Linked DNA regions of Mus musculus: all the other regions are linked to region 4. Evidence: chromatin loops called from intact Hi-C (ENCODE). Cell type or tissue: heart. All regions are shown on one strand. Region 1 has its middle 13 kb from the start of Snrpe. Region 2 has its middle 25 kb from the start of Sox13. Region 3 has its middle 23 kb from the start of Snrpe. Region 4 overlaps Etnk2 (ethanolamine kinase 2).

Region 1 (8,000 bases), 220 kb after region 4:
TGTACTTACATATAATAAATAAATAAATCTTAAAAAAAAAAAAAAGATCTGGGTTTTATTTGTGTTTATATGTGCGTGTGTTTATATGCATACACACATGCACGGCCATGGCACATGTGTGGAGGTCAGGTCTCCAGGCTTGTATGGTAAGCACTTTTACCCACTGCACTATCCTCTGTACTCAGGAGGTCCTTTTTTGAAGGCTGAACTCCTGTAATCCCAGCATTCTTAATACTACAGTGGAATGATCATGAGTTCAGGGCCAGCTTGTGCTACACATAGATACCCCATCACCAACCAGTTAGATAGCCTGTAAGAAATGCATATGTTCCTGCCAAGACTGAATCATGAAGAAATAGAAAAATCCAAAGCGGAGGGTGTAGTTCAGTAGTAGAGGTCACAGCAAGGAGGGAGAGGGAGAGGGAGAGACAGGGAAAACTGAGACAGACCAGGAGTGAATAAGGAAATTGAATCAGTAATAAAACCCTTAAAAGTCTGGAATACAGCTCAGTGCAGTAGAGTGCTTGATAATGTGTGTACAAGGTACTGGATTGAACCTAGTTACACACACACACATGCATGTATGTAAACAGGCTCCTAGCAAGGAAAAGTTCAAGACTGAATATTTTCACAGCCAAAATAACTAAGACAATTCTTCTTACTTTTCAAAAAAAAAAAAAATGAAATCAAAGTGGCGCCAACTCTTTTTCTATGGCTAGTATCACAGATACCAAATCCAAACAAGAGCAAGAGAGCAGCAGCACAAGATTTTTTCTTTTCTTTTTTTTTTCTTCCCAAGACAGTGTCTCACTGTGTATCCCTGCCCACTGGTCTGGAACCCTCTATGAGGCATTACGCTGGCCTTGAACTCACAGAGATCAACTGAGAGTCAACTGTTTATGTTAACTTCTAAGCATGAATAGACACAAGTTCTCCTACACCTTTAGAAGTTTCCGAAATCCCCAAGCATTTCTTCAGAAGAAGACTTGAATAGTGTGTGTCTATCATGCTAGAGAGGAGAACAGTAACAGCCTTGAATAGTGTGTGTCTATCATGCTAGAGGGGAGAACAGTAACAGACTTGAATAGTGTGTGTCTATCATGCTAGAGGGGAGAACAGTAACAGACTTGAATAGTGTGTGTCTATCATGCTACAGGGGGGAACAGTAACAGACTTGAATAGTGTGTGTCTATCATGCTAGAGGGGAGAACAGTAACAGACTTGAATAGTGTGTGTCTATCAATCATGCTAGAGGGGAGAACAGTAACAGACTTGAATAGTGTGTGTCTATCATGCTAGAGGGGAGAACAGTAACAGACTTGAATAGTGTGTGTCTATCATGCTAGAGAGGAGAACAGTAACAGACTTGAATAGTGTGTGTCTATCATGCTAGAGGGGAGAACAGTAACAGACTTGAATAGTGTGTGTCTATCATGCTAGAGAGGAGAACAGTAACAGACTTGAATAGTGTGTGTCTATCTATCATGCTAGAGGGGAGAACAGTAACAGACTTGAATAGTGTGTGTCTATCTATCATGCTAGAGGGGAGAACAGTAACAGACTTGAATAGTGTGTGTCTATCTATCATGCTAGAGGGGGGAACAGTAACAGACTTGAATAGTGTGTGTCTATCATGCTAGAGGGGAGAACAGTAACAGACTTGAATAGTGTGTGTCTATCATGCTAGAGAGGAGAACAGTAACAGACTTGAATAGTGTGTGTCTATCATGCTAGAGGGGAGAACAGTAACAGACTTGAATAGTGTGTGTCTATCATGCTAGAGGGGAACAGTAACAGACTTGAATAGTGTGTGTCTATCATGCTAGAGGGGAGAACAGTAACAGACTTGAATAGTGTGTGTCTATCATGCTAGAGGGGGAACAGTAACAGACTTGAATAGTGTGTGTCTATCATGCTAGAGGGGGGAACAGTAACAGACTTGAATAGTGTGTGTCTATCATGCTAGAGAGGAGAACAGTAACAGACTTGAATAGTGTGTGTCTATCATGCTAGAGAGGAGAACAGTAACAGACTTGAATAGTGTGTGTCTATCATGCTAGAGGGGGAACAGTAACAGACTTGAATAGTGTGTGTCTATCATGCTAGAGAGGAGAACAGTAACAGACTTGAATAGTGTGTGTCTATCAATCATGCTAGAGGGGAGAACAGTAACAGACTTGAATAGTGTGTGTCTATCATGCTAGAGAGGAGAACAGTAACAGACTTGAATAGTGTGTGTCTATCATGCTAGAGGGGGAACAGTAACAGACTTGAATAGTGTGTGTCTATCATGCTAGAGAGGAGAACAGTAACAGACTTGAATAGTGTGTGTCTATCATGCTAGAGAGGAGAACAGTAACAGACTTGAATAGTGTGTGTCTATCTATCATGCTAGAGGGGGAACAGTAACAGACTTGAATAGTGTGTGTCTATCATGCTAGAGGGGAGAACAGTAACAGACTTGAATAGTGTGTGTCTATCATGCTAGAGAGGAGAACAGTAACAGACTTGAATAGTGTGTGTCTATCTATCATGCTAGAGGGGGAACAGTAACAGACTTGAATAGTGTGTGTCTATCATGCTAGAGGGGAGAACAGTAACAGACTTGAATAGTGTGTGTCTATCAATCATGCTAGAGGGGGAACAGTAACAGACTTGAATAGTGTGTGTCAATCATGCTAGAGGGGAGAACAGTACAGTAACAGCCCAACTCAAATAAGCCCAGTCCTCTCCCTTACCTGACAAGCGTGGACCGACAAGAGTTGGCGCCCATGAATAGTAAGTCTAAGATTTTCAAACTTTTCCTTCCCTCTACCTGCCATGGACAGACCAGGCTCATATCAGTACTTAATTTTCTTTCAGGGCATGCCTCTCCAGCTCCCCCCAACCCCCTTTCAAGAATGTTACAAGAGTTAGTGGGTGGTTAGCAAGACCCTCTCTGAAACAAAGAGCCATTCCAGAAAAATAATTGCCCACATACCAAGGGCTGCCAACATGAGCTGCTTCCCAGTAGTTCAGTAGCCTTAATGAAGGGAGAGCAACGCCTCCCTGCAATACAAATTCTAGTTTGAAGAAAGGAGCTACAGATTGTGGAGAAGTCCAAGTTTAAAAGGCAAACACCACAGGCTCCACAGAGCAGGGAGCAGCAGGCAAAGATTTCTAAATACAGAGCTCAATTGTAAGAGCACCTATTTCTCACTAGATCATCGTTTGCTCTGTCAAAAATAGAACCTTCCACATCTTGATCCATTCAGAATAAGCCACAGCAGGCTCAGCTTTGCTTACACAGGGCAACCGGGTCAGAAAGGCCACACAGGGAAATGGAAAAAGCAGCCAGCAGGTTTTCTTAGGGATTATCCTGCTCCAGCTTTTATCCTCCTTCCCAGCTATTCTGGTGCCAAGAAAGCTGCAGGGAGGTCTTTAGCTCTGGTCTTTCATCAGCAGTCCCACCGCTCTAACTCCCTCTACTGCCCAGTATTTTCTTTACAGAGCTGGCTTAATGAATTTCAAACTCAGGCATGTTGAAAGTGCTAAAGTAGTCTACTGAAAATATAACCAAAGGGCACACATTTAGAAAGGAGATCGCTGTAGCTAAAGGCAGCTCCCAGGGGCTGACTTTTATGGTCATTACAACTCTCCTGCCTCAGACAGAGTGATTTTATTCACTTTAATGAATCTCAAAAAGAACTGGGACTTTAAAAAACTTTATTATAACTTATTTGGTGTATAATGTATGTGGGAACACAAGCTCGTCACATTCATGGAGGTCAGGGGACAATTGGACGCTGGCTCGTTCTTCCCCACAGTGTCAGGCTTGCTGGTGGGCGTCCAGGTGCTTTTACCTATGGAGTCATTTTTCCAGTACAGAAACTGAACTTCCTGGTGGACTTTCAGCCATCTTTACCTTTATCGTGATTTCAGATGGGCTCTGGGGCTGGGAGTGCTGCCCAGTGACAGAATGCTTACGTAGTATACACCAGGCCATGTGTTTGATCCCCAGCACCACAAAATATAAACATAGGATTGGCCTTCCTCATCTTGTAGTACCCACTAAGAACATAATACTAAAACTGTTAGCATGAGTGAGGTGGCACATGTTCATAGTCCCAGCTCTTAGAAAGCTGAGGCAGGAGGACTAGGCTTAAGGCTACCTGGGCCAAACAAGGGGAACCAACCTAAAATAAACGGAGAACCCCTGCTTGCTTGTGAATCTGTTTCAGTATTTGTTCAACTTTGCCTAGAAAACCTCTATTAATTGTCTATCACAATTATTACGCAAAGCTGGAGACTTCCAAGTGTGAGGGCTAGAATCTGCCCATGTGAGCTTTCAAGGGTGACAATCAGAATCAGGAGAAACAATACACTCTCCTAAAGGCAAAGAACTTACTTAAGAAGTAAGTGATGGTGGAAAAGAACCAATCCCCTTCAAGTTGTCCTCTGATGAAATGAGCATAATCCACACATGACACTGCACCAATATAGTGACAAAATAAACAAGGGCAAAAATACCTGCTGGAGGGAGGGGCAAACCGCACCCAAAGCACAGCCCCCTGACTGGGGAGGGGAGTAGTTGCTCTCCTGAGGCAAGGCAGGAGAAATGTGCAGTCCTTGCTTCAGGGCAAGCCCAAGACACCCAGAGGACAAGCCAAATTTCGGTGGAGCAATGATTTTGGCAGATGAGCTGCTGTGGACAGAGGGAGCAGCCAGGCACCATCTTGTCCTGATTTGACATAACTCAGGACAAGCCTGTAACCCCACACAGGGAGGTCAAAGACTCAGGAGGAAGCTGTCCCAAATACTTCCATCACCTTTGTGACCCCTTCAAGCCTACTTTTGCACACATGTGCTGTAGCATCCATATGACGTCAGAAGACAACTTACAGGAGCTGGTTCTCTTCCATGTGTCCTGGGGGTTGAACTCAGGGAATCTGGTTTGGTAGCAAACAACCTCATCTGCTGAGCCATCTTACCAGGCCCCTTACTCTCTACATTTTTATTTATTGCTTTACAATTTCTTGCTCTTCAGGTTTTTGTCTCATTTTGTTGGTATGATTTGTTTTTCTTCTTCCAGACAGGGTTTGTGTAGCCTTGGCTATCACTCAGAGAATGCCTACCTCTGCCTTCTAAGTGCTGGGATAAACAGCATGCGCCACCACCATTGAGCTTTGTATGTTTCCTTATTTCTTAGCTCCCCTCCCGCTTTTCCTTCCAGGATCCTCTCTATTTTGGCTACCTTAGCTCCTTCTTGCTCTTCTCCTCCCTCCCTATTACACCTGTTTCACTGCATCTCAAAGCATTGACTTGCTCTGCTTGTGTTTCTCCCTCTTCCCAGCCAGCTTCCTTTATTTCAGCCCTCCCTATTTCCACACTTCCCTAAATATTTTTAACTGCACAGTCAGCTCACCACTGTTTTATGATCTCTGGTAATGTAAGGAGCATGATTGGTTCAAGGGAAACTTAGCTCTTGTGCAGGTTGATGCTGCTGTAGTTTCAAGTGTTACCTTCCCACTGAGTCACAGGGAGGGAGGGCGAAGTCTTCCAGCATAGGCTGCTCAAGACTGGCGGTGGTGGTCCATGCCTTTAATTCCAGCACTCAAGAGGCAAAGGCAGGTGGATTTTCATGAGTTCGAGGCCAGCCTGGTCTACAGATTAAGTTACAGGACAACCAGTGCTACACAGAGGACCCCCCCCCCCAAAAAAAAAGACAAAACAAAAATATTTAAAAAAACAAAACAACAAAACCCCAACCCTTCCTTGACCCACATAAAACACAGTAAGCAATGAACTCAACTGAACAGAAGACCGTCCGGGTGGAGCCTGCAGACTGACAGGGTCAACCTAAGGCCATCCAGAGTCACTCAGAGAACAAGGCTCCAGCAGGCCTGAGGGGCTTTAGATTAGGCTACTTGGCCTGTGAGGGATTATGGTAGAAGGCCCTCCTTAAGGAAGGTGGCACCATCACCCGGAAAGTCCTGCCTCCCCACCTTGGAAAAGGAAACCAGCTGAGTGACAGCAACCACCTTTCTCTCTTCTGACTGCAGACGGCTGCTTCCAGCTCCTGCTGCCTTGACTTCCCTTCACAAAGGACTGCATTTCAAACTGAGTCGCTAAAGTAACACTTTCCTTCCTTAGGCTGCTTCGCCAGGTCATTTTGTCACCGTGAGGAACAGGCTCACAAAGTGCACCAATAAAGAACAAATAAATGGGCAGAGGCATAACATCCAATTATTGGCATTGTGATCAACAGAGCAATCCATGGTATGGATAAGGAGTGGAAATGCTAATGGTATGATTCTATTCATGGGATTCTCATAGAAAACCTTTCAGATCAGGAGAAAAAGACATTGCAACATAAGAGGTATTTGAAACCTCAAATTAGAAAATGCATGGACATCATAGTAGAGTCAGTCAGGCAGTGGTGGCATACATCTTTAATCCCAGCACTTGGGAGGCAAAGGCAGGTGGGTCTCTGTGTGTTCTTAGATAGCCTGGTCTACAGAGTGAGTTCCAGGACAGCTAGGGCTACACAAACTCTGCCATGAAAAAACAAACAAACAAACAAACAAACCCCTCAAACACACACACACACACCCCATAGTAGAGTCAAGATACTAAAAGCTAAAAGGCAAAGAAATGACATTGAAAGCTAAAGGGGAAATGTCAACTTAGTTGCAAAGGCAATTAATACTAGGTCTCTTGGGGCTAGGGAGATGGCTTGGTGGGTCAAGCCATCTGATGACCTGAATTAGATACCTGGAACCCAAATTATGGAAGGAGACAGATTCCCACAAGTTGTCCTCTGATCTCCACATACATGATTTGAAACACATACACATGAAACAAATGATAAGACTTGAAATCCTTGAACTTAGAGGAAATTATAAAAACTGTAAGATAAAAGCTTCCTGAAAAGGATTCCAATCGGCACAAGACATTTCCCAAGAGCTGGAAAATGAGTGATAGTCTAAGTGAGGGGGAAATCTTTGCCACAATGATCAATCCCACAGGGATGTATAGAGTATACGGAGAACTCCAGAAAGTGTCAACACCCAAAGCAGACCATCTAATGAACCGGGAAGGCAAACTGCAGTTTCAAAAATAGTCACAAGTATTGAACATCCTTAGCCAACAGAAATGCAAATTAAGTGATTTGAGGAGCCTGGCAGTGATGGTACATGCCTTTAATCACAGGAGGCAAAGGCAGATGGATCTCCTAGGTCAAGGCTGGTCTGGTCTACAGAGTGAGTTCCAGCACAGCCAGAACACAGATAAACTCCGTGAGGGAGAGGGGAGAGAGGGAAGGGGAAAGGGGAGACAGGGGAGGGGGGGGAAGGACTGATTTGAGGATCTAGGGATATGCTCAGAAATAAAATGCTTACGGCAGCATGAGAACATGAGTTTGATCCCAGGCAGTAGGGAAGTATGTCTGTAATCTTAGTGCTTCTGAGGTTGGACATGGAGACAAGTGATTCCCTGGAAGCTCATGGGCCAGTCAGCTTGTTACATTTAGCAGTGGACAACAACAAAAGACTCAGTCTCAAAGTGGAAGATGAGGACCTATAACTTCCATATGCATGCCATGCCATACATACACCTATAGTCTCTCACACAATCACAATCTAAACTGAGACTCCATCTCATTCATCCCAATCAAAACAGCTATCCTTGAGGGGGAAAAAAAAAAACAAAAAACCCTAACAAATCCCAGTGCGAGTGCTGGAAAGAGAAACTTACTGCTGCTGTTCAGGCCACAAGCCTGATAGTGATTACTAATGTCTGCATGAAGGTTTCTCAAAAGACAGAAATGTTACTGTGGACATGACCATAAAGAGAAAATTCCCATGAGGTTTTTCATATGCTACTTGACTAGCAGTTACCCTGTTGGGTACATGCGGGGGGTGGGGACACAGAAATGTCATATGGCTCGCACGGACTCAAAAGATTGGAGAGACTTGCACTTCCACGTTTACTGTGGCACTTTTCACAAGTTAGCCTAAATG
Region 2 (8,000 bases), 67 kb after region 4:
GAAAGGAGAGTAGCTTTCATGTCAACTTGTTGTGAAACTCTGTCATCAACATTGTAGCCAGAGGAGGGTTCCTCTACAGAACATGTAGCAAGAGAGTCTTGAAATAAACCTACATGTCTTCCTGATGGTTTTTCTTTTTTCTTTTTTCATTTTTTTTTTGTTTGCTTGTTTTGCTCTACTTTTGAGACTTGACCTTAAGTAGTTGGAGTTGGCTTCAAACTTAATAAATAATCTTAAATTCCTGATCCTTTTTGTCACCACCCAAGTGCTGGCCTTACACCACCATGCCCATTTCAAGTGATCTCACAATAAACACAAGAAGGAAAGAGAAATGAATCATAGACCTAATAATATAAAAATGATACGATTTTTGTCAGGTTTAGTTGCACAAAACTGTAATCGTAGCACTTCGGAGGTGGAAGGAGGAAGAAGAGGAATTCAAGGCAACCCTCAGCTATTTGTCTAGTTTAAATCCAGTTTGAAGCCAGCCTAGGATACATCAGGGGTGGGGGAGGGAGGGAGGCAACCTTACTGGGTCTACACTGAGGCAATGTGAAGAAAGTCTTAGACTCACCTTTGGGCGCATGTGCGCGCACATGCACAAACACACAAACACACACACACACACACACACACACACTCATTCACATATTTTTATTTTCTTTCCCCCCAGAGCCATCCATATCTGGGCTCCTTTTCCTGTGAAAGGTTCTTTGCCTGCCCCACTGCCCCCAGCCAAGACCTTTCCTCACCTGCCTCCATAATCAGGAGCCTCTAGTAGGCTACAGCTTTACTTCAGCTCTACAGCTGGCTTCAGGATAAGTTACCTCAGGGCTCTGGGCCAAGCTATGCACAGTGCATTGTGTTGGACAGATACACAGTTGGGCCTCAGTCAAACACAGCAGGGTCCTCTGCTCCTTCGGGTCTTGGCAGAGGGGAAGACTGCACACAGCGTCTCTGGCACATTTACCTCAGCCCTCAACGCTTCCCTAAGGGCCTCTGGCACAGCCTTACCTAGACTGCACATAGGTTCCCACAGACCTGGCTGTGGCTTTCTGGTTTCCTCACCCTAATCTCATCCTCTTTTAGACCCAAGTTCATGCTGTCCCAAGCCCCGCCTGTGCCTTAAGGCATCATTCTATAAGGTATCCCAAAAGGAGATGTTGAGAAGAAAAAGTCAGCCATGGTAGGTACATGCCTATAATCCCAGCACCCAAGAGATGGATTCAGTATGGGGTGTTTAAGTGAGTCTGAGCTGCGTATCAGGAGACCCTGTCTCAATAAAGCAACGCTTCCAAAGCATTGCAGTGTGCGCCTCTAATCCAGCACGTGGGAGGCAGGTGCATCGCTTTGGTTTCAAGGCTAGCCTGGTCTACACATTGAGTTCTGAGCCACCATGGTTCAGAGTTCAGAGCTACCATGGTAAGGTCCCATTTCAAAAAGAAAGAAAGAAAGAAAGAAAGAAAGAAAGAAAGAAAGAAAGAAAGAAAGAAAGAAAGAAAGAAAGAAAGAGGAAGAAAGGAAGAAAGGAAGAAAGAAAGAAAGAAAGAAAGAAAGAAAGGAAGGAAGGAAGGAAGGAAGGAAGGGGAAGGGAAGGGAAGGAAGGAAGGAAGGAAGAAAGGAAGGAAGGAAGAGAAAGAAAAAAAGAAAGAACAAATCCATAACCCAAACCGTGTGGATGGGGATCAATGGTGAAAGTCACTCACAGAACTCATAGCAGCCTGGATTCAATATCTAGCACTGGAAAAAAAGAAAAAGGGAAGAAAGGAAGAAAGAGAGAGAGAGAGAGAGGAAGGGAGAGAAAGAAAGGAGGAGAGAGAAAGAGAGAGAAAAAAAGAAGGAAAGAGAAAGGAAGAGGGAAAGGTATACCCCTAGGTTTTCTGTGACTCCCGCATAGCACACCTCCTCTCAATTCTGGACATAAGGAAAAGGATGCCCCTTAGAATATTTTGAGAAAGAAACCCCTGAGTTTTCCAGTTTGCCAGTCTTCCTCCTGCACCAGGCAGGTGACTGCACACCTGGGTGAGCCTCCTTTTCCTCTTTCTAACCCTGCCTGCATCAGCCCTCAACCTGTGTGTGTGTGTGTGTGTGTGTGTGTGTGTGTGTGTGTGTGTGTGCATGTGTCTCCAGTGTGCTTGTGTGCATGTGCATGTGTGTGTATGTATGTGTGTGAAGGGGATACACTCAGAAACATTCTGGTGACAGGGAGCAAGCCTAAGGAAAAGGAGTCTGGAAGACTGTTTCTTAACCTGTAGATCACAACCCAAGGTTTTTACAGGGGTCGCCTAAAACCATCGGAAAACAGGGATATTTACATTAGGGCTTATATAACAGTAGCCAAATTACACTTAAAAAGTAGCAAAGAAAATAATTTTATGGTTGGTGAGTCACCACAACATGAGGAACGGTATTAAAGAGTCGCTGCATGCCAGGCAGTGGTGGCGCACGCCTTTAATCCCAGCACTTGGGAGGCAGAGGCAAGAGGATTTATGAGTTCGGGACCATCCTGGTCTACAGAGTGAGTTCCAGGACAGCCAGGGCTACACAGAGAAACCCTGTTTTGAAGAAAAAAAAAAAAAAAAACACAAACAAAAAAAAAAACAAAAAATAAATAAATAAAAATAAGAGTCGCTGCATTAGGATGGTTGAGACCCATTGACTAAGAGGCTTGCTCAGGGCTCCTTCACTGCATTTGTTTCTAAATCATAATTTGTATCTATATTCCAGGGAGAAGCTGGGTCATGGACCCCGCATAGCCAGAGCTTTGGAACGCCTGACCAGGGACCTGGAGATTTGGCAATAGCACCCGCAGGGAAATGACAGCTCTTTGTCCTGGCCACTTGATCCCCTCCTTTTGGACTGCTAAGAGGATACAACTACCCTGGTCATGGGAATGGCTGGATCCGTAGGACTCCGAGACAATGGCTTGGCCAGAGCACGTGGGCGAGCCCAGGAGGCTGGCTTGGGTCTGCAGCTTCCTGGGAGGAAGTGAGGCATTGTTTCAGGGGCTGTGTGGGCCCGCTGGAACTCAGCACAATGCAGGGAGCGTGGGTGCCAGGTCTAGCCCACCCGACAATCAGCAGCTTGTTTATTGCTTTAATGACCCAGTGCTAGATCCACCTGGAAACAGACCTGCTAATGAGCGGAGACAGAGCTGGCTCCGCCCCAAGGGAAGCCTGTCGGGCCAGCTCCCCTGGAGGCACTAAGGGTGTGTGGTCTGAGACTATGGGAGCTGAGAAGTTGAGACCTGGGTTCTGTCTGGAAAAACCACAGCGAGCTCTCAGGCTTCTTTACCCAGGCTTCCTTCCGTGGGTCATGAGCAGGTGGAGCGGGGGAAGGGAGCTGTGGGGCAGCCTCTGTTATCAACTGCTAGTGGCCTTGAACTAACTGTCTGAGACTTCTGGGCCTCAGTGGCTCCATCTTTCAGGGGCATACCGAGATCATTCTTGCTGTCTCCCCCACCTCCTCAGGGTATCGGGAGGCTAAGGGGAAGATCAGACATAGAACTACTTTGAACTCCTTAAAAGAAAAAAAAAAAAAAAAAAAACCTTTCAGACATCAAGGCTTCCCAGTGTTTGCGCCTTTCCCCTGTGGCTGGAACCAGGGTGCTTTGGGAGATGGAGCGTCTGGTCTGGTTTTCCCAGACTGTTCATCACACACCTGCCGGGGACTGAGACAAAGCCAAACGCCGCTCCTGGATCAGAGGCACCTGGGAGCTACAACAGGTGCATTGGAAGGGACACCCGTGTGACACTGCACAAACTCTCGAAACTCCCAAGTGTGATGAGCTCAGGAGAGTTTAATTCCTGGTGGCATGTCAGTGGTGGTTGTAGAAGTCTTAATTCCATCACTGTCAGTAAACTATACAAATCAGGGAATTCTGTGTTACCTGAGATCTGGTGACCTAGCATAGCGTGGGGACAGGCTCATTGGAAGTTTCACTGGGGCTGCTGGGATCCCTTCCGAGCCTCCCTGAGCAATCCCAAACCAAGCGTGACTCACCTGCCCTCTGGACACAGACTCCAGGAGACCAGAGGCCTGCTAACCCAGTCAGTAAGCTGAGGCGGCCATGAGACCGGAGAGAGAACTTTTCTCTTTTGTACCATACTGAGTTCTGGACATTAAGAAGCCAAAGTGAAGACACAGGACCCAACACTGGTGTGCCAACACACCAACCCTCGAAACTTGCAAGTATAATGTGCTCAGGACCCTGCTGTATGTTGGATGCTATGATGGCCATAGCTCTGGGGGATTCTTTGCCTTGGTTCAAACACAAAAGGAAGTGGGAAAAGGAATTATGACTGGAAGATGAAGAGAACAGGGTGGAAGCCACCTGAGTTGAGGATAACAGATGACAGGGGACACCATTTTTCTTCCTCCCTCTCCTTGTTCATTTCTCTTGCTTATTATTTCCTTTTTACTTATTGTAATGAATATATGCACATGTGTGTGTATGCATTTGTGTGTGCACATGTGTATGCATTCATATGTGTGTGTGGTGTATGCATGTGTATGCATTCGTGTGTGCACATGTGTGTGTGGTGTATGCATGTGTATGCATTCATGTGTGTGCACATGTATGTGTGGTATATGTATATGTATGCATTCATGTGTGTGGTGTGTATATGTGTATACATTCATGTGTGTGCACATATGTGTGTGGTGTATGCATGTGTATGCATTCATATGTGTGGTGTATGCATGTGTATGCATTCATATGTGTGGTGTGTGTATGTGTATGCATTCATGTGTATGCACATGTATGTGTGGTGTACGCATGTGTATGCAATCATATGTGTGTGCACATGTATGTGTGGTGTATGCATATGTATGCAATCATATGTGTGTGCACATATATGTGTGGTGAATGCATGTGTATGAATTCATATGTGTGTATGCATTTGTGTGCACATAAAGCCAGTTATCAACATCTAGTGTCTTCCCACTCTGTACTTTAGTTTTTGAGATGGGTTTCCTCACTAGACTAGTCACACTAGTCAGCTAGTGTGACTGGCCAGCAAGCTCCAGAGATCCTCCTGTCCCTGCCACCACAGCACTGGAATTACCCCCTCAGTGCTGCTTCTGGGGTGCTGGGGATCGCAGCTAAGGTCCTCAAGCTTCAGTGGCAAGAGCTTTGCCTCCTAAGCCATTGCCCCAGCTCCTCTTTCTTATTGCTCTACTTTTTAAGAAAAGATAAGGTCGTATGCCTGGCAGTGGTGGCACACGCCTTTAACCCCAGCACTTGGAAGGCAGAGGCAGGAGGATTTCTGAGTTCAAGGCCAGCCTGGTCTACCAAGTGAGTTCCAGGACAGCCAGGGCTATACAGAGAAACCCTGTCTTGAAAAACCAAAAAAAAAAAAACAAAAAACAAAAAAACAAAAAAACACAAACAAAACTCTTGTGAGACTTAATGAATGTTTTCTTGCTTGGTTTCAGAGATTTGTTTTAGCACAAGTTTCTTTACAGGTGGGGAAGGGTTCTCATCATAGATTCTGCTGACCTTTGACATGGCGAGGGGGAAAGGAGGGACTCGGGGAGGGTAAAATGGTGAAGCTAGTGGAGAAAGCAGCGAGCACCCTGGTCTTGGACTGTGAGGTAGGCCCGTTGTTTCAGACAAATCCTGTCTATGCATTTTGCAACAGCAGCCCAAACGGAGGCGGGTGCCTCCCTCCAGGAGGGTATCCAACCACGGCAGGTACATTGTTCGCAGTTAAAGACATTTGCTTCAGAGTTCAGGAAGTCCTGGTCTCAAATCTTGTTTCCTGCCTCTTATTAGCTGTGCAACTCAGGGCATGTTAACGCCTCTGATTCTATTACCTCATCCTAAAACAAGAGTAACCCGAGAGCCCTCTACCCAGCGTTCTTGGAAATTGAGGCTACTTAAGCACTGAATCTGGCTTAAAGTAGGGGGTAGTGATGGCCACCGAGAACATCCTTCATTCTACAGAAGGCACCACTCTTGAGCAAGACAGCACTCAGACTCAAGAAGGACCTGTGAGAGGTCAGGAGACCCAGATCTCTCATGGGGGGGAGGTGGTCTTACTTGGGGATTTCAAGTAAAAATTCTACCACTTTCACCCCCTCCATGAGACCTCAGTACTGTCTCAGTAAAGCTAGACACTCCGATGTTAGCCAGGGGTCTGGGATCCTAGTTTTGAATATTTATGTTGGTATGTGTGTGTGTGGGAAGGTGCACAAATACCTAGGTCTATATGTGGAGGTCAGAGAACAGCTTTCAAGTTACCTGCTAACTTGCTGGGCAGGGTTTCTGCAGCTGGGCTATGTACTCTAGACTAGGAGCCCTGTGAACTTCTGGGCAACTCTCCTGTCTCTGCCTTCCATCTCACAATGGGAACAATGGGAGTACGGTGACATACTGCTTTTTGTATGGGTTCTGGGCACTGAACTTGGGCCACCAGGCTAGCACTTTTACTTGCTGATCCAGCTCCCAGGCACAGGTTCTGATTTTGACCTGGGAAAGTGCTGTAGCAGCCTGCCTTGTTTTCCAAGGGGAGCTCCTATCTGGGCTGCCTCCTCGCCCGGGACAGATGAGGTCATCACGCTTCTGAGCAAAATGAAATCAACCAAAATGTCTCAGCACTATCAAAACAAAACGTGGGATTATCACGGATAACTATACAGTGGCCCTCTGTGGCTCAGGGCAGTCTTGGAGACACACAGGAGGCAGATCTACTTTCTTTCCCGGACGCTCCTCTGCACCCCAGGGACAGAGCTAAAAGTCGGCTGTAGCTTGCAGTGATGTTGTCCACCTCCTGTTCGCCCAGACACTAGGAAATAGCAGTGTATTTTTAGGAATCCTCCTGCCTCTGGCTGTTTCCTTTCCAGGGCAGGCCTGGGAAAGCGAGCGCACAGGAGCTCAGGGAAGGAAAGCTGCTTGCGCAGGGGCAATTGCTCTGACAGAGGCCAAGGCCTGGAAGCCTAATGGCTCAGAGAAAGACAAAGAGAAACCCTGTGGAGGGGCAGCAAGGGGAGGCCTCCAATGAGAGAAACCTAGTAAACACCCATCATGGGTTCTTCCTAGGGACAGACTGAGGGCTCCGGGCAGGCACCAGACAAAGCTGCTTCAGGGAAGATGGGGGTGGGGCGTGTGGTGACCCGGCTTCTCGGCTTCTCCCAGAGAGGAATATTCTTCAGCTGCACAATAAAGATCAATGATGACCTAATCACCCAGCCCATTCCAAAGGCCCAGGGGTGGGCCCCTTCCTCTCCGCGGCTCTGGGTTTAATCATTGAAGAGTCTTTGGACTTTGGGAGACTCCAAAGAGAAAGAAGATCTGCAAATAATTAAGCCAGGGATTGTCCTTCACGACAGAAGTATGGACGTGTCCGTGGGTGTGAAGGGTGGAGAGATGCAGCAGGTTCCCTCAGCATGCATCATCATCAGGTGGGCGTGGGTGACAGAGAACCAGAGCAGAGGACACCAGGACACTGGACAGCAAGTGCTGTCACCAGGAAAATGGACAGATGGAGATGGGAGAGCCTTGTTCCCTGAGAGCCAGGCAGGATCCTGAGTATTTCTTCCCACCTAGGGCTCTTTTCAGTGCTCATGGCCCATTGACAAATACTACAGGTTTTGGAACATCCTTGATAGACTCAAAGGAGCACTAGATGACACTGGATGGGTCAGCAGAGCCACTGTCTAACTGCTTCAGTATTTCCTAGAGATCTCGGGACAACTAGCTATCATCCCAAACGAAGCAGACAGGTCACTATAGCAAGGCTCTCTGGCATCATCCTGAGAAGTGTTTCCTTTCCTTATTGTCTTTTGCCTCTGGCTGGCAGCAGGGTTCCCCAGTCTCATAATTCCCCATCTAGCACAGCTCCATCCTAAACATCCTTGCTGGGATTACACTGAACCTCTAAGTTTCTTTAGGGCATTTGGTCTAGGCTGTCTTTCCTGGGCCTTCTTTACTATGGAAGTGCCATAAGCTTCCTGCCGAACTCCCACTCTTCCCATACAACCCCAGGTTCCTATGAAAC
Region 3 (8,000 bases), 200 kb after region 4:
GGTGGCTCACAACTATCTGTAATGAGATCTGATGACCTCTTCTGTTATGGCTGAAGACAGCAGCTGTGTACTCACATACATAAAATAAATAATAAATAAACAAATAAATCTTTTTTTAAAAAATGAAAGAAAAAAATCCAAAAGAATGCCCAGGAATAGGGGCTAGATGGCTCAGCGGTTAAGAGCACTGGCTGCTTTTCCGAGAGGCAAATTTCCAGCACCCATAGGGCAGCTCACAACTGTTTGTAACTCCCGTTCCAGGGGACCTGGCCCTCTCACACAGAAATATATACAGGCAAAACACCAGTGCACAGAAAATGTAAACAAATAAATCATTAAAAAGCATATTTGTAAAAAAAAAAAAAAAAAAAAGAAGAAGAAGAAGGCATAGAAACAAAGGAAGCAACGGTACAAACAAAACCAAGGTATCAGGTGGCACACACCTGTGGTCCCAGCCCTGGGGCAGGAGAGACTTTGGCAAGAGGAGCACTAGTTCAAGACCACTTAAGGTGACATAGGAAGTTCAAAGTGAGCCTGGACTATATAGTGAGTGCTTGTCTCAGAAACAACAACACTCACAGAGAACCAAAAAATACAACAGCTATAAAACCCACAGTGACAATACTCCTCCTCCCAAATAAAGTTAGGACCAGTGATGGAGGGAGGGAGGGAGGGAAGACTGGTGGATTGTTAGGCCCAGTGATGGAGGGAGGGAGGGAAGACTGGTGGATTGTTAGGAACAGTGATGGAGGGAGGGAGGGAGGGAGGGAAGACTGGGGGATTTATAAGCCACAGCTCAGAGCAGGAGAACCTATGGCTCACCTCAAGGGCAGTAACCAGAGCACTGCCCTCTTTGTCCCCGTTTGCCAAACCCCAGCTTCCACAGAGCAACGCAATGAACCCACACAGCGTTGTATTATAGGAGAAAACACAGATGTTTGAAGGACCAATTTTTCTTGTTTGTTTGTCCGCTGTTGTGTGGGTAGTGAGCATGTCTGCCTCTTGCTTTGGTGGGAGACACTATCTTTATCCTCCAAGGCTGTTTTCCACATAAAAATCCTTGAAAGGATCGTCTGGAACAAAGGGCAGTCAGTGCTTTGCATGCAGTACACATGCAAGGGACTTATAAAGAATGGGCTGTACCTCGTGATGGTAGATTTAAGCTAACTACATTAATAGCTATGCTCAGGGTAAACAAAATACCTCAATTAAATGCAGTAATTGTCAGGCTGGACACGAGCCATCTATGGTGAAACCACTTTGTTTATTAAGATGGAGAAGAGAGGCTGGGGTGTCTTCTGTGTATGGAGTTAGTATACCTGAGGCCCTGGGTTTGTTTGAGCCACAGCCTTGCATAAACTGGTGTAAGAATATACACCTCTAAGCCCTGGGCAGAGGCCGAAGGGTCAGAAGTATAAGACCATCCTTGCCTATGTACAAAGTTTGGGAAGTTTGAGGCCAGCCTGGGTTACATATTGTATCAAAAGAGAGAGAGAGAGAGAGAGAGAGAGAGAGAGAGAGAGAGAGAGAGAGAGAGAGAGAGAGAGAGAAAATAAGGAGACAGAAAATTAGTAAGGTTAAAGACATATAGGAGCTAAACTAATTTAATCTGTTCCCCCAAAGAACATACATTCTTTTAAGTACACGTGGATTTATATTTGTCAATATAAATCATCCTGTAGGTATCTGACAAAGCTTGCAAATTCAACGTGATAAAAATAATACATACTATACTTCTGGAGCCAGTGAGTTGGCTGCTCGACCTGGCTCAGTTTCTCTTTTCAAACCTGATCTGACATCTTTGCTACCCTCACCCAAACGCCTTCCCTTCCACTCCTAATACTATTAACTAAAATTTGAATTCAAACCATGTTATTTTTGATCGTTTATCCTCCAACAATTACTGAAGTCAAAGAACCACTGTTGTTCCTTGGCTGTGTGACAATTTGTATAGTGGGCATATTCACTCTACCACAGCCATGCCCCACTTGAATCCTGAAAATACTTCAACTGAAACCCGAGGCAGATCAGCCCCAAAGCAGAAATACAAAGAAACAAAACAAACAGACAAACAAACAAACAAACAACCCAAGCAGCAGAACTACTCCAAAATTTACTAACCCTACAGTAAGAGCAACTAGGGAGAATAAATTAGAAATCCCAAAGAACTCAAAACAATAACTGTGTTCTAAGAAATAAAAAATTAAAAAAAAGAACTCCCAGTCAAGAAACAAATACCTGAATGAAATAAGAAAGACAACACAAAATATAAAGGAGGAATTTAACAAAGAAATGCTGAAGAAAAACCAGGCACAGTTGGCAATGAGAACACAAGTCAAGCAGTCAACCCAAAGGCTTCGGGAAGTCTCAGTAATTGAATGATTGCAGAGGCACAGAGCTGACAGGCGGTGGTGGCGCACGCTTTTAATCCAGGCACTTGGGAGGCAGAGGCAGATGGGTGTCTGAGTTCAAGGCCAGCCTGGTGTACAGACCGAGGTCCAGGACAGCCAGACAATTTAAAGGAACAATCCAGCAATATGGCACCAGTGGGAATTCCAAGATCTCTATGTGTATTAGTCAGTGTTCTATTGCTGTGCAGAGACACCATGACCACAGCATCTCTTATATAAGAAAGCATTTAGTTGGGACTTGCTTACAGTTTCAGAGGTTTAATCCATTTTTGTCATGGCAGGGAACATGGTGGCACAGAGGCAGACATGGTGCTGGAGAAGTAGTTCAGAGTTCTAGATCTAGATCCGCAGGAAAAGTAAGACATTGGGACTGGCTTAGACTTTTGAAACCCCTAAGTTCCATCCCTACCCCACACCCACACCAAGTAACAAACTTCCTCCACGGGGCTACACCTCCTAATCCCTCTCAAGTAGTTCCACTTTCTGATGACCAGGCATTCAAATACATGAGCCTATGGAGGCCATTCTTCAAACCACCACACCAACATATTCTGAAAAGACCAAATCTACAGGCAATACACATGGAAGGAGGAAGAGGAGGAGGAGGAGGAGGAGGAGGAGGAGGAGGAGGAATCACATTTCAAAAGCATAGAAAACCTGTTTCAAAGAATCATGACAGAACATTTCTTAGAGTTAGGGAAAGAAATGGCAATTCAGATATAGGAGGCGTTTAGGATAGGAAACAGATCAGAAAAGAGCCTTCAGTCAGCATATTATAATTAAAACACCAAATACACTGAACAAAAAAAGGACATTGAACGTGGCAAGAGAGAAGCATCAAGACACATATAAAGGCAGACTCACGGGAATAACTTCAGATTTGTCAACTGGAGAGCTGTATGCCCTCTTCTGGCATGTAGGTGTCCATGCAGACAGAGCACTCTTACATTTAAAAAAAAAAAATAGATTTAAATTTGTATTTTAGCATTGGGGGTGGGTGGGCATGTACAGACCATGGTCTGTGCGTGGCAATCGGAGGAGCATTTTCAGAAGTCTGTTCTCTCCAGGAACTGAGAGGATGCCTCTGCAGCAGAGGTGTTGCAGCTCCTGGGAAAAAGGATCCCCAGTGGAGCTCAGGAGCTCAGGAGCCTCGGCCCCACTCCTTCTTCACTTTTTCTTTTCATTGCTTCTTTTCTTCTAACAAGGGAGTCACACCAGGCAGAAATCTTCATGAAAGAGATTTACTGAAGGATCCAGGGTGTGGAGAGGAACAAATCCAGGGAGATTTATTGAAGGATCCAGGGATTCTGCTCCCAGGAGTGGGCAACAGGGAATTGGGCCAAGGGCAGTGCTTAGATGGTATTTTGGCGGGGGCGGAGCTTCTCGGGCAGAAATTTCCAGAGTGAGGACTGGTGGGACTTCAAGCTCAATCTTGAGCTTGGGAGACTCAGGGATTGGTGGGTTTCCTGCTCAGGGATTAGTGGGTTTCCTGCTCAGGAATTGGTGGCTTTTTTTTCCACCCCCTTTCCCTGCATCGGGGCCCATGGGTTAGGGTGGGAAGTCCTTCCTGACATAGGTGGCTTTGGCTGAGGTGCCATCTCTGTGGATCTGCTTGGGGGAGGGGGGGGGCAGGCGGGGAGAACGGCTGGAGAGGAGGTGCTGCCATTGTGGACAGCTCCTATGGGACAGCTCCTGCAGTGGTGTGTTCACTAAGGCTGTAGACTGAGGCAGGAAAGGTGTCAGCTCCTGTGGACACCTCCTGAGAAGGCTGCAGGCTGAGGAGAGGTTGTGGTGCCACCATTTTGACAGGAGCCACCACTTTGGACAGCTCTTGCAGGATATTTTACTGCAGTGGCCATAGGTTGAGACAGGAAGGAGGGGCCTGTTGCCACTTTGATGGCTTTCGAGGCACAGTGGCTTTTGTGATGCGCCACTCAGGGACTACAAATATTGCAGAAAAGGAGGCAGAAAGAGTGTAAAAGCCAGAGGACGGGTACAGTGACATGAAACAGTACCTTTTGGACATAACATAAACACAGCAGCAGTGGGGACCTGTGTAGGAGCGCACAGGGCCAAGCCTGTGAGTAGTCCAAGATGGATAGACCCCACCCCATTACGGGGAGTTAGTGGTTACAGGAAGTCATTTTTCCCCCAGGGGTACATCCATTGGTAAGTTGTTCATGACCCAGTAAATAACTCTATATCCATGCAGTTAACTATAATTAAATGCAGTGGGTTATAGAACAACAATAGGAAGCTCATAAAGTAGGAAGGGATATGTTCAGAAGAAGGAGGAGGTAGTGAAAAAAAAACCCTTACAGTCCAATATAGCAATTCTAAGACTCTATATCATAGAAATACATAAATAAACAAGACTGCACATTACAAGTGCCACCCTCCCCTGGGTGTGTCAAGCCCAGCCTTGCAGATGCCAGGCAGGTGATCTACTGCCACTGTCAAGCTCTGTGGTATTTCATTAGTGTTTTGAGCTAGGGTCTCATGTAGCTCTTTCTGGCCTTGAATTCACTACGTAGTTGAGGATGACTAAATTCCTAATCTTCCTTCTACCTTCCAAATTCCAAAATTACAGCTATGCACCACCGTGTGTGTGTGTGTGTGTGTGTGTGTGTGTGTGTGTGTTGGTCTCTTTTTTGAGACAGAATGTCACTATGTAGCTCTGGATGTCCTAGAACTTGTTTTGTATGTAGACCAGGCTGTCTTTGAACTCAAAGAGATCTGCTTGCTTCTACCTCCAGAGTTCTAGGATGAAAGGTGTGTGCTACCATCCACAACAGCAGGAATGTGGAGGTATTTGGGGGAGTCAGTTCTTTCTTTTTACCATGGGATCTAGGACGTAAATTTAGGTTGTCAGTGTTGCATGGCAAGTGCCTTTCCCCACTGAGCCATGTCACCAGCCAGCCATCAGTTAATTGTTTAATTAACGTTAGTATATATGTTTCATGTGGAGGTTCATTTCTTAAAATGTATTTATTGAAACAGGGTCTTACTATAAAGCTCTAGATCAGGCAGCCACTCTCCTCTACCTGTGGGCCACTACCTCTTTAGGAGTTGAAGGATCCTTTCATAGGAGTCACTGAAGACCATCAGAAAACACAGATATGCATTATGATTCCTAACAGTAGCAAGATTCCAGTTATGAAACAGCAACAAAAGACTTTTGTGGTTGGGAATCAGCATTACATGAGGAATTTTATTGAGGGGTAGAAGCATTGGGAAGGTTGAGAATCACTGCTATAGAAGCTGCAGACCAGGCTGGTCTGGAACTCAGAGAGATCTACTTACCTCTGCTTCCTGAGAGCTGGGACTAAAGGTGTGTGCCATCACGCCAAGACTCATTCTACTGTCTCTTATATCCCAGATGAGTCATGGCTCTGGCAATTTTGTCTATCCCACAAGTAGCTGAGACTGCAGGTGTGTAGCTCTGAATCCAAATACAAAAGTCTTAACCCTAAAATATTTACCAATGGGGCAGAGATATTACCGAGATATAACAGGCTATGTCACAACTGTGTAGTATGGAAATATGTCCAAGTGTATCTGTCTACTTATCTGGAAATATGCCGTTTTGTAAAGATTCTCCGCTGTGGTGGATCTTTGACTATAGCCATAGCTATGGTAATGTGCTTTCCAGAATTAAAGTAGGTAGCTTCTCTAGTTTCCAGCCTGCCCTACCCTCAGGACCCCAGTAATGGTGATCCAATGAGATGTTTATCCATCACCTGACATTCTTTAACTGGGGACTCACTGGTCACTCCTAGTAATGGCAGGTGAAAACCAAAAAGGGGACTTAACTTCAGGTGAGAATGTTGCCTGCAGGTCTGTATGTGGACTGCCTGCATGCCTGCTACCCTCAGAGCAGAGGAGGACATGAGGCTCCCTGGAAGTAGAGTTCTGATGTTTGTAAGCCACCATGATGGTGTTTTCAGCCTCTCTCCCAATCTTGTCTTTCTGTCCTATAGCTACTCCAGCCTGTAAGGAAATGGTAGGCTCCCATCCTCAGAGACCACTCTACAGGTTCTGCTCTCAGTGAAGGCCTGCACTATCTTAAGTTGCTTGTCTCTCATGTGTCTTTCCTTCCTGCCAACCTTTCAAAATGTACACACAGAGGTAAAGACAGAGAACGGAATGGGTAAGATGGTGAATGTGGCACCTGAAGAAAGTTCAAGTATCCGGGTCTATCCAGACCAGAAGATATTTTTGACAACTGTCACTTGGAAACAAGTATGTGCTAGATTTCCAGAGCTGAATAAAAATGGAATTTGAAATGTAAGAACAAGAAGCTGTCAAGATGGCTCAGTGGTTAAGAGCACCAGCTGCTCTTGCAGAGGAGCAAGCTTTGGTTTCCAGTACCCACATGGTGGCTCACAGCCATCTGTAACTTCAGTTCCACGAGATCTGGTGCCCTCTCTTGAACTCCAAGGGTATCAGGCATGCATGTGGCACACAGACATACATGTAGGCAAGAATCACACACATCAAATTAAATAAATCTAAGAACAAGAAGAGAAGGAGGTGGAGTTAGGACACTCTGACTTGAATCGTGTTGCTCCTCTTTCTTCCTCAAGTCTGGACAGCACCAGGGGAGAGGTTTTCTTGGATGTCTTTAAATGGAAAGAGAACTGGTGGCAGCTACGGACTTCTCTAATATTCAAAGCTAGAAGCCACTCCAGTCTCCTCCCAAGCAAACTACTAGCAGTAATAAAGAGCTAGACTGACCTGCCTCAGGCCCAAAGAAAAGGTCACGGGGACCACTTATATCTTGATGATATCTATGTCCTAACAGCTGTGGCACTCAATTCAAGATCTAAGCCAATCTCATGCCCTCATCTACAGGTCTGTGTGGGTTGTCTTCAGAAGTACTATGGGAACCTAGCTTGTGTCCTTATGTAGCTAGCTACTCCAATGAACCCTCAGAGAGGAAGGCGGGACAGAGCTAGACCTGTTTGGTCTAGAAAGTCAAGCAGCAGCTCCAGTCTCTCAAAAAGCCCACTCAGTGATCACAGTCATGAAGAGTGAGGAAGACTTCCACCCATGAACAGATATGTAAGAGATAGCTAGACCCAGCTCAGCCAACACCCCACTCACTGTCTCCCACTGACATGGGTAACTTCCAATTACACATTTCTATGAAGAAATCCTCTGGGGCCACCTGTTCTAAGCCATCCACCCAGTAAATCTCTCTAACCTTGGAGCCCAGCCTATATCACTATCCAACAGAAGATGCCAAAAATTGGTATCACCAAGCCAGTGAATACATGCTGGGACTACCCTAACCAGGAGTCTGAATAGTACCAGCTAAGAGCTCTGCTGAATGGCAGAGTCTACAGCGGTCACACAGGGCAGATGTTACCCAGGTAGGAGTCCCACCCAGCACCAGTACAAAGGTAGCAGCCTAGCCAACTAGGAACACACTGAAAACTTTCCCGACCTAAGTTCTCTGGTCCTTCCATAATCATATGCTATACTAAATCCTGAAGGACTACCCTTGCCAAAGATGTACAGACCAGCAGAGGGGCTACCTCCTCAATGGACAGACAGCAAGTCAAGGGTCACTAGAGAAGACTATAT
Region 4 (8,000 bases):
CTCTGCAAGATCCCCACAGTGGCTGTGTCCCTCTCGCTGAGGGTTATGACAGGCGTGGCCTGGTAGGGCTGACCCTCTCTGGCCTGTTTACAGGCATCTCATTTCTTCTGGGCACTCTGGGCACTCATACAGAACCAGTATTCTACCATCAGCTTTGACTTCCTCAGGTGCGTATGGGGAGTGTGGGAAGATGTGTGTGGGCGGTGAGAGGGGAGAGCCTTGACCACCACATGACCAAAGCTAGTCAGAACAGAACGTCAGTGTCCTTCCAGTGTGCAGCTGACCCATCCCCAGCAGGGGCTGCCTGGGGAGCTCCACCAAACCTAGTGAAGGTGTTCCTATCCACCACTAAACCTCTACCAACAGTTCTCAGCCTGTGGGCTATGACCCCTTTGGTAAACCAGTCTCCAAAAATATTTACATTACGATTCGTAACAACAGCAAAATTGCAGTGAAGTAGCAATGAAAATAATTTGCCGGGCAGTGGTAGCACATGCCTTTAATCCCAGCACTTGGGAGGCAGGGGCAGGTGGATTTCTGAGGACAGCCAGGGCTACACAGAGAAACTGTCTCGAATAAAAGGAAAAAATAATTTTATGGTTTGGGGGTCACCACAACATGAGGAACTATATTAAAGTGTCATAGCATTAGGAAAGTTGAGAACCACTGCTCTGAACTGTCCTGCCCAGCATCAGGGCCCACACTACTGGTGCCATCCTAGCCAAACTGTGAGAACCAGTGTGAAGGATAGAAAGCTGCCCAGCTCTGAGTTCAAGGCCAAACTGGTCTGCAGTTAGTTCAAAGGCAGCCAGGACTACACAGAGAAACCTTGTCTACACATTTAAAAAAAAAAAAAAAAAAAAAAAAGGAGTTGATTTGGCTAGACCTGGTTGAGTTTGTAGTAGTCCTCAGTAGGCTGTCAGGCGCCCTGCTCACCCACTTCCTTGCCTGTCCCTGGCAGGTATGCGGTGATCCGATTCAACCAGTACTTTAAGGTGAAACCTCAGGTGTCGGCCTTGGAGATGCCAAAATGACCAGCCTCCTGTTTCTCCATGTCCTCTTGCTGCCAGATCTGCTCCCCAGGGTGCCTTTCTGCCTTGGAGTTGGGCACCCTGGGGCAAGGCGGGCACCCACGGAGAAGGCTCCCAGTGGATGCCAATGAAGACCTCATTTTCCTGTTTGGAGGGGCTGAGTCCCAGCATTGGGCGTGGGGAAAACCCTTCATCCTGCTAGGCTTGGAGAGGAAGTGCCTGCAGATAGTGGGGGGGCCTGGACTGCCCCCCTGTGAGAGCACAGTTGCCAGCCCAGGCACTGCTAGAGCTTGGGCTGCCTCAGTTTGTCCTTGACCCTTCCTAGTAGGGGAGGGGAGGGTTCATTTCTACCTCTGGTGCCCCACCCCCACCCCAGGCCTCCAACTGAGCCGTATGCCTCCTGTGAGAGGTACTGAGCTCCAAGCCAGCAGGAAGCCAACTCTGGCTTGTCATCCTGGGGAGAGGTCCCAGCTGCACTCGCTCCACAGCTCCTCCAGCAGCTGCCTCATCTGAGGCTGCCAGCTTCTCCAAGCCGGATGCCATCCAGCCACCCCTTCTCCTGGTCCCCTCCTTGTGCTGCTGCCATGCTCCTGCTAGGTCCCTGCAGAGAAGAGGATGGTAGACCTGGAGCAAGCATGACCTTGGGTACCAGAGGGCAGGCACCAGAGCCAGCATCCTCTTCCACTTCTCTTCCTTTTATTCTGAACTTAACCAAGATCTTCCCATGTGGAACTGAATGGCGGAAGGCAAGGGGGCAGGGCCTAGGCACCTAGAAGCCAGCACAGTTACCAGGACATGGCCAGATACTGAAGGTGTTGCCAGCTCGGTACCCACCTCCCAGTCCTTACAGGCCTAAGGGAGTCTGGTATAGGCCCCTACTGTGATTCATTTGTAGATTATGGTTTTCTGCATTAAAACGTTTGTTTCTGGAATACGGTCTTGGAAGGACAGTGGCTTGGGATCTGATTAGTATGGATGCGTGTGGAGGAGCTGGGCCAGACCTGGCCTCCCTTCCGCCGTGCTTTTGGAGTTCACCCCTGCTTAAAGCACAGCAGCCTGTACACCTCTGGGCCACCCTCGTTGGGGCCTTCAAGGTCACGGATACTAATGGAGAACCTGGGGGAAAAGACGTGCCCAGGCATACAAATGGTGAGCTCGTGGCTAGCTGTCCTGATAGAACCAGAACATGCCGTCCCTGCCTCTCCCCATCTGCCCTGCCCTGCTTCTCACGGATTCTCTCATAAGGTTCCAGTTGGCCAGAGGATTTGGGGTGGTGACGGCACAGCAGCTAGATGAGGCCTATGGACAAAGGTACCCGAATACCCTTGGTAGTCGGGCTCAGTGCCCCCCCCCCCCCAATGCATAGGACCAGCCAGAGGTCCAAAAGAGGAACTGGGAGGAGTCCCGAGATAATGGGGTCTAATTTCCCCTGAGATCAGAGTTTGGAGTGAAGTTAGGGCTTTGAGCCAAGCAGCTCCCTCTAGTGGCCAATTAATAGGCAGAGGCCAAAGAAGATTCCAGAACCCTGGGCAAGTCTCTTGTTGGCCCCTGCCTCAATGCCGGATAGGGGACCAAGGTGTAAGGACAGCAAGAAAGAAAAAACAGCCAGAGCTCTGAAGGACAGAGCCAGGAGTCAAGACACTCCCTCATCAACTGGCCCTGGGTCTTGGCAGTGTGTGGTCTTTCTTTTCTTTCTTTTCAATATTATTATATGTAAGTATACTGTAGCTGTCTTCAGACTCCAGAAGAGGGCATGAGATCTCATTACAGATGGTTGTGAGCCACTATGTGGTTGCTGGGATTTGAACTCAGGACCTTCAGAAGAGCAGTCAGTGCTCTTTAACTGCTGAGCCATCTCCAGCCTGCAGTGTGTGGTCTTAATCCCTCTTTATCTACTTTCACCCACATGTAAAATGAAGAAATCCTCTGCAATGCCAAGTTTGCCCCATAGTTAAGTTTCCTCTACTTCCCAACATCTTTGCTGAAGGTAAGGTTTTGTGTGTGTGTGTGTGTGTGTGTGTGTGTGTCTATAGCCAAAATAGTGAACGTTGAGCCTATCAGCTCAGGTTCAATCTCACAATACCCAGAGCATCTCTTAGCCACCCAGAAACAGTCTTCTCCCTCTTGCCCCATGTGGTGGCTGGATGACCCTGGCCTCCTCTGATGACCCCTCATCCTCAAAGGCCGATTCTCAGCCCTTCCAGGTGATGCAGCTTTTCCTAAAGAAGGGGTTTGGACTTGGAACCCAAGCTCTGTGAGGAACATACACTATGCACGCGCGCGCGCGCGCACACACACACACACACACACACACACACACCCGCGCCTCATGGAGGACAGAGCCTTTGTTAACCTGGACCATTTCTTTTACAAGAGCTGCTGTTCCTCCATACCATGTTGATGGTATGAGTGTAACCAAGACCTGTCTTTACAGAACCCCATTAATTTTGAGGAATTCTGTCCTTTCCTCCAGTGACGATTCTGTCACAACTATGGCTTTGAGATCCCCATTCTAAGTGTTGGGTCATGGAGTTTTGAAGACCATCACTAGATAAGTATGGCAGGGAGCCCTCCTGAGTGTCTGTGTGTGAACCCTGTTGCGGAATGAGCCCACAGCTTTCAATGGATCCAAGTGACTCCCTCTCCCAGACGGTAAGATTCATGAGGAAGTTTTAAGACTTATTCCTTTCAGTGAAGGGGGGAGCTGAGCCACTGTCCCTCCAGGCTGCTGCAGTGCCTCCCTCAGCAGTGTGTCTGTCACAGGCCTGTCCTAGGTCTCCGTCCGGTCAAAGCCATTACTTTCAGACACTTTGCCTGATGCTCCCACATGCTGCCACCAGGGGGCAGCAGCGACTGGCTGGCGCTAGACTCGAGAATTCGGCCAGGCCAGCCTCCCAGCAGAGAAAGGGCACGTCCTGAAATGGTCGGTCTTTATTACACCCATCAGAAAACAAATATGCTGGTTAAGTTATTCATCATTATCTTCTTAGTAACAAAATAAAGCACTATCTATGTTTACAGTCATAAAAAGAAACAGTCTGGAGAGAAATAGGGTCAACAGCGGTGGGGAGGGAAGCACCTGGCCTTGTGGGGTTTGGGGTCTTTCCCTGCCCCAGGGCAGCTCCAGATCTTTGACTAGGTGCTAATGATTTCCTTGGGATACAACCAGGAAGCTAATTTAGGAGGAAAGGGGGGGGGGAGGGAAGAAGCCACCCTAAGCTCATGAAGAAGGGATGGAGACCAGCTGCCATGGGGTCCCCTCTGCAGGGCTGTCACTGAGAAAAAGATCCTCATGACTGCGGCACACACGTTGGGAATCAGGGCAGAGCCCCCTTGGAGGCCTGGGCTGGCTCTCACGGCCCTGGGAGCTAAAAATGGCTCCGTGGGAACTGACTGGCAGAGTCTGAAGGGAGGGAAGGGGTCATGGGGGTCAGGAACTGCCAGTCCCAGGGGCAGGCTGGGCCCTACAAACACCCAGAGGATACAGCGGGTGTGGTGGGACAGGGACAGACGGAGGAGGAAGAGGGAGAAGTGTACATGGGGAGAAAATACGCAGAACCTGAGACACCAGACTGACAAAGAGGTAGCAATGTGGGGACAAAGGAACACAGAAGCAGCCCCCAGAGAAGCATCAAGACACACATCACAGAGCTCACGGGCGTGCCTGGCTCACAGTGACACTCAGCAAATGCCTTCTGCCAAGAGTGGCGTGATGAACATGTGTGGGCCGCGCACAGACACACAGTAGCCAGAGGCACATGGACTTGGAAGACAAAAGACAGCACAGCCAGACTGCAGAGTTCAAAGTAACCCAGGTGGCAGAGGGGTGACCTGGGAGCTTGTAGGGCAGGTGTGTTGTCCCACAATGGCTGGTCTGGACCAAGAAGAAATGGAAACAAAGCATGTGACCTCAGGGGGGCAGGTGTGTCCCTGTCATCCCCTTGAGTGGGTGGGCAGACAGGAGGAAGTACATCCAGTGGTCCCTGGCCATTGTCCCCAAGGGCTAAAACCCTCAGCAAGCTTTGTCCACCACGGCCACATGACTCCCACCCAGCCAGGCCATTGGCTCCTCCGATGGGCCCAGAGGTGTGATGAAGAGGAGGACCCCCATCTTGGGAATGTATCTACAAGTGCAGTTTCACCCATCACCTGGCCACACCCAAGTCCAAGTACCAAGATAGTTCAGGAAGGCTGGCTGTGCCTGTCCGGATGGGAACAAGGTCTTTCCCCCAGCGGTGACGGGCCGGGCCCAGCGAGCTGGGGATCAGTCTGTGAGTACCACCAGCTCCTCATCACTCTTCTCGTCACCCTCTGAGTCCTCGTCCTCGCTGTACCGGTACATCTCTCCATCGGCCACCGAGTGCCTGTCATCTGTGCCCTCCCCTTCCTCCCGGAGACTGCAGGTATTGATGATGACAGGCATGTTGGGGTCCAGGCCCTGGGGGTCATAGTGCTCCACCAGTGGACGTGCCAGGGGCAAGCCCGCTGCCCGAGGGAACAGGATATCTGAGCTCACCTGTGCCTGGCCAGCCTGCGGGCTGAGAGGCAGAGAAAATTCGCAATTACAGATGTACCCATGTGCCCTCCCAGCCCTTCCAGCCCTCCCTGCAGGCTGGGTAACCGGCATACTCTGGCCCTTGCGTGTGCTTCCTGATGGCCAAATTCACTGCCAGCTATAGCTCGAAAGCTCAGAGTCGAGGGTATGTTGGACGGTGGCACGTGAATATTATTTTGTTTTAGTGTCATTGACCACAGAACTCTACCCTAGTGCCTGTCATGGTCAAATAAGGGGCCTTCCTACGGGATGAATACCTGTGGTGTTCTCAATTTGCCCTGCGTTTGTCAGGCTGCAGGTGCCCCAGTTTAGGTCTTATACCCAACTCCCAGTCACCAGTCTCGCACACAGTCATTATCCATCAGGGGTCACACACAGGCAGATGGCACACAACTCTGCTCCCAGATCCTTGCTGGCTGCTCTGCCTGCCTCACACAAAGACCAGACACACACACAACCCCAGTCTCTCACAGCAGCCACAAGCCGCCTCTGGCCACCAGGGAGGGCCTGCTCACGGGATGGTGTAGCTTTGGCGAGCACCCTGGCGCCGTGTCCTCATCAAGGCCTTGTACTCGCCCACTCGCAGCCGCCGGCCCTCCACGACACAGGTACGCTTAGGCCTTGGCTTGTACTTATAGTCAGGGTATTTCTCCAGGTGCTGCCGGCTCAGACGGGCCTGCTCCTCGTAGTACGGCTGTTTCTCCTGGTTGGTCATGGACTTCCAGCGAGAACCTGATCCAATACCAGGCAAAAACTAAGGGCCAGACTCTCGTGGTACCCCACCAGGTTCCAAGCCCTAGCTAGAAGTCCTGATTGGACCCTGGTCTTCAATTGGGATCAAAAATGATAAGGCATAAGCACTCATCAAGGGCCTGGCCAAGTGTGGATGCTCCCTGGATGCTGGGCCAGGAAGAGATGAGGCTGGCAATGACGGGGAGTCTGTACCATTCTCATGTCAAACAACTCGGCACCCCTGAGAGGTCTCCGCCCCAAAGGCATTCACGAAAGAGCAGCCACTCCAAGCCATCAAGTATCCGATGTGAATCTGGGGTGTAGCTCAGTGGTAGAGCATGGGCCAGGGTAGACATGGGAAAGCCGAAAACAACCCTGGTGTTCCAGACAAGAAACCCGCGCAGTTACTGGAGGGGACTCAGCCATGAAAACACCACCCTTATTCAGACTTGTCGGCCCTGCCCGCTCCTCAGCCTCTGACACAAAGTCTCTATACCAATGGTCCACAATGCTAGTCTCTATTTTCTGCCAAAGCACAGGCCATAAGAGGCACCGGGTGTTTGGAGGTGGTAAAGAATACACAAAATCCCAAGGGGAGGGACAACCAAAAGAGCCCTGCGCTGGTACAAGGTCCTAGGATCCAGCTGCCAAGAACATCTCAACTGCTACACCTGGTAAGATTCTACCAGGATTCAATAAGGCATGAAAACTCCAAACAGACCCAGTCCTACTGAGCTATGTCCCCTGGGCTCAACACCCTGAGCTGCAGAGGACCCACGCCCTGGCCCTTACCAAGGATCTTGCTGATGCTGGAGTTATGCATGTCTGGGAAGGCCTGGAGAATTTTCCTCCGTTCATCCTTGGCCCACACCATGAAGGCATTCATGGGTCTCTTGATGTGGCTGCTGTTCCGAGACTCGGAAAAATGACGGGAGCCTGGAGGATGGGTAGGTAAGAGTCAGGCAGGCAACAGCTTTGGGGCTGGCAGAGATATCCCTTGCATGGCCACCAGGAGGCACTGATGAGGCTCATAGAGAAGTCAGCTCAGGCCTAGCAAGGCAGGAAGTAGAGGATGAGGAGGGAAGCGAAGGCCAGCGGTAAGCAGAGGCCCACCACGGCCAGAGAACAGGCACAGCAAAGATCCAGAGAAGCAGGGCTCCACAGAGTTGTTACAAGATACCAGAAGACGACCCACGGATAGAGACACCAGGGAACAATGGAGACACATGCCAGGAAGGACCCAAGAAAGGAGGGAGGAAGGAATCAGGGACGGACACAGCCCTAGTGGAGTTAAGTGGCGCCCAGCGCCAGAGCTCTCACCATCCATGTCACAGCTCAGCATGGCTTCCTCCAGGGGATGCACACAGCTCTCCTCCAGCCGCTCCTTGGCCGGGGAGGAGTCCAGGCTGATGAGGTCCTGCAGGTGACAGAGACAATGTGGGCATGAGTACTTCCTCTGTCATCCTGTCTTCATCTTCCTGTCCTCTGGGCAGAGGAAGATTGGCCCATACCTTCCGGAATGGGGTATTGGGGGAGTTTTCCAAAGCCCCACTGTGGCTGTGCAGCAGCTGCCGGGCATCCTGGATGGCTTTGGTGACGGCGTCCCCTTCACCGAGGAAGCCTGTTTGGAGAGGGAACAAAGTGAAGGGCAGGGACCCGAGGGCTTTGTCCCAGGAGCAGCC

The links. Hi-C counts contacts between places; a loop is a spot of excess contacts. Peaks named below come from ENCODE experiments on the same cell type or tissue, not always from the same donor. Only the 100,000 strongest peaks of a DNase experiment are listed, where the experiment ranks them.
Region 1: a loop joins it to region 4, with 5 times the contacts of the local background. A loop is called at or near these places in 32 of 42 quality-filtered maps.
Region 2: a loop joins it to region 4, with 2.5 times the contacts of the local background. A loop is called at or near these places in 4 of 42 quality-filtered maps.
Region 3: a loop joins it to region 4, with 6 times the contacts of the local background. A loop is called at or near these places in 10 of 42 quality-filtered maps.

Annotation. Positions count from the first base shown.
Region 1 is chr1:133,593,463-133,601,462 of GRCm38, forward strand. It overlaps the pseudogene Gm23939. Among named protein-coding and RNA genes, the nearest start is that of Snrpe, 13 kb to the right of the region's middle. In heart, a CTCF peak has its summit at 3,473 (motif pointing left); no DNase peak of the experiment used is centred here.
Region 2 is chr1:133,445,546-133,453,545 of GRCm38, forward strand. No RefSeq gene overlaps it. Among named protein-coding and RNA genes, the nearest start is that of Sox13, 25 kb to the left of the region's middle. In heart, a CTCF peak has its summit at 3,193; DNase peaks (open chromatin) are centred at 3,016, 5,776 and 6,826; H3K4me3 peaks cover 534 bases; H3K27ac peaks cover 3,070 bases; H3K27me3 peaks cover 247 bases.
Region 3 is chr1:133,582,882-133,590,881 of GRCm38, forward strand. No RefSeq gene overlaps it. Among named protein-coding and RNA genes, the nearest start is that of Snrpe, 23 kb to the right of the region's middle. In heart, a CTCF peak has its summit at 3,322 (motif pointing left); no DNase peak of the experiment used is centred here.
Region 4 is chr1:133,378,356-133,386,355 of GRCm38, forward strand. It overlaps Etnk2 (ethanolamine kinase 2), which reads left to right. Exons shown (of 8, transcript NM_175443.5): 7 at 94-167; 8 at 962-1,963. The coding sequence ends at 1,034. It overlaps Sox13 (SRY (sex determining region Y)-box 13), which reads right to left. Exons shown (of 14, transcript NM_011439.2): 10 at 7,830-7,939; 11 at 7,639-7,735; 12 at 7,111-7,254; 13 at 6,102-6,318; 14 at 3,945-5,569. The coding sequence ends at 5,296. Among named protein-coding and RNA genes, the nearest start is that of Etnk2, 19 kb to the left of the region's middle. In heart, CTCF peaks have their summits at 2,528 (motif pointing left), 3,873 (motif pointing right) and 7,321 (motif pointing right); DNase peaks (open chromatin) are centred at 2,286, 3,776, 4,326, 7,326 and 4 weaker places; H3K4me3 peaks cover 414 bases; H3K27ac peaks cover 2,095 bases.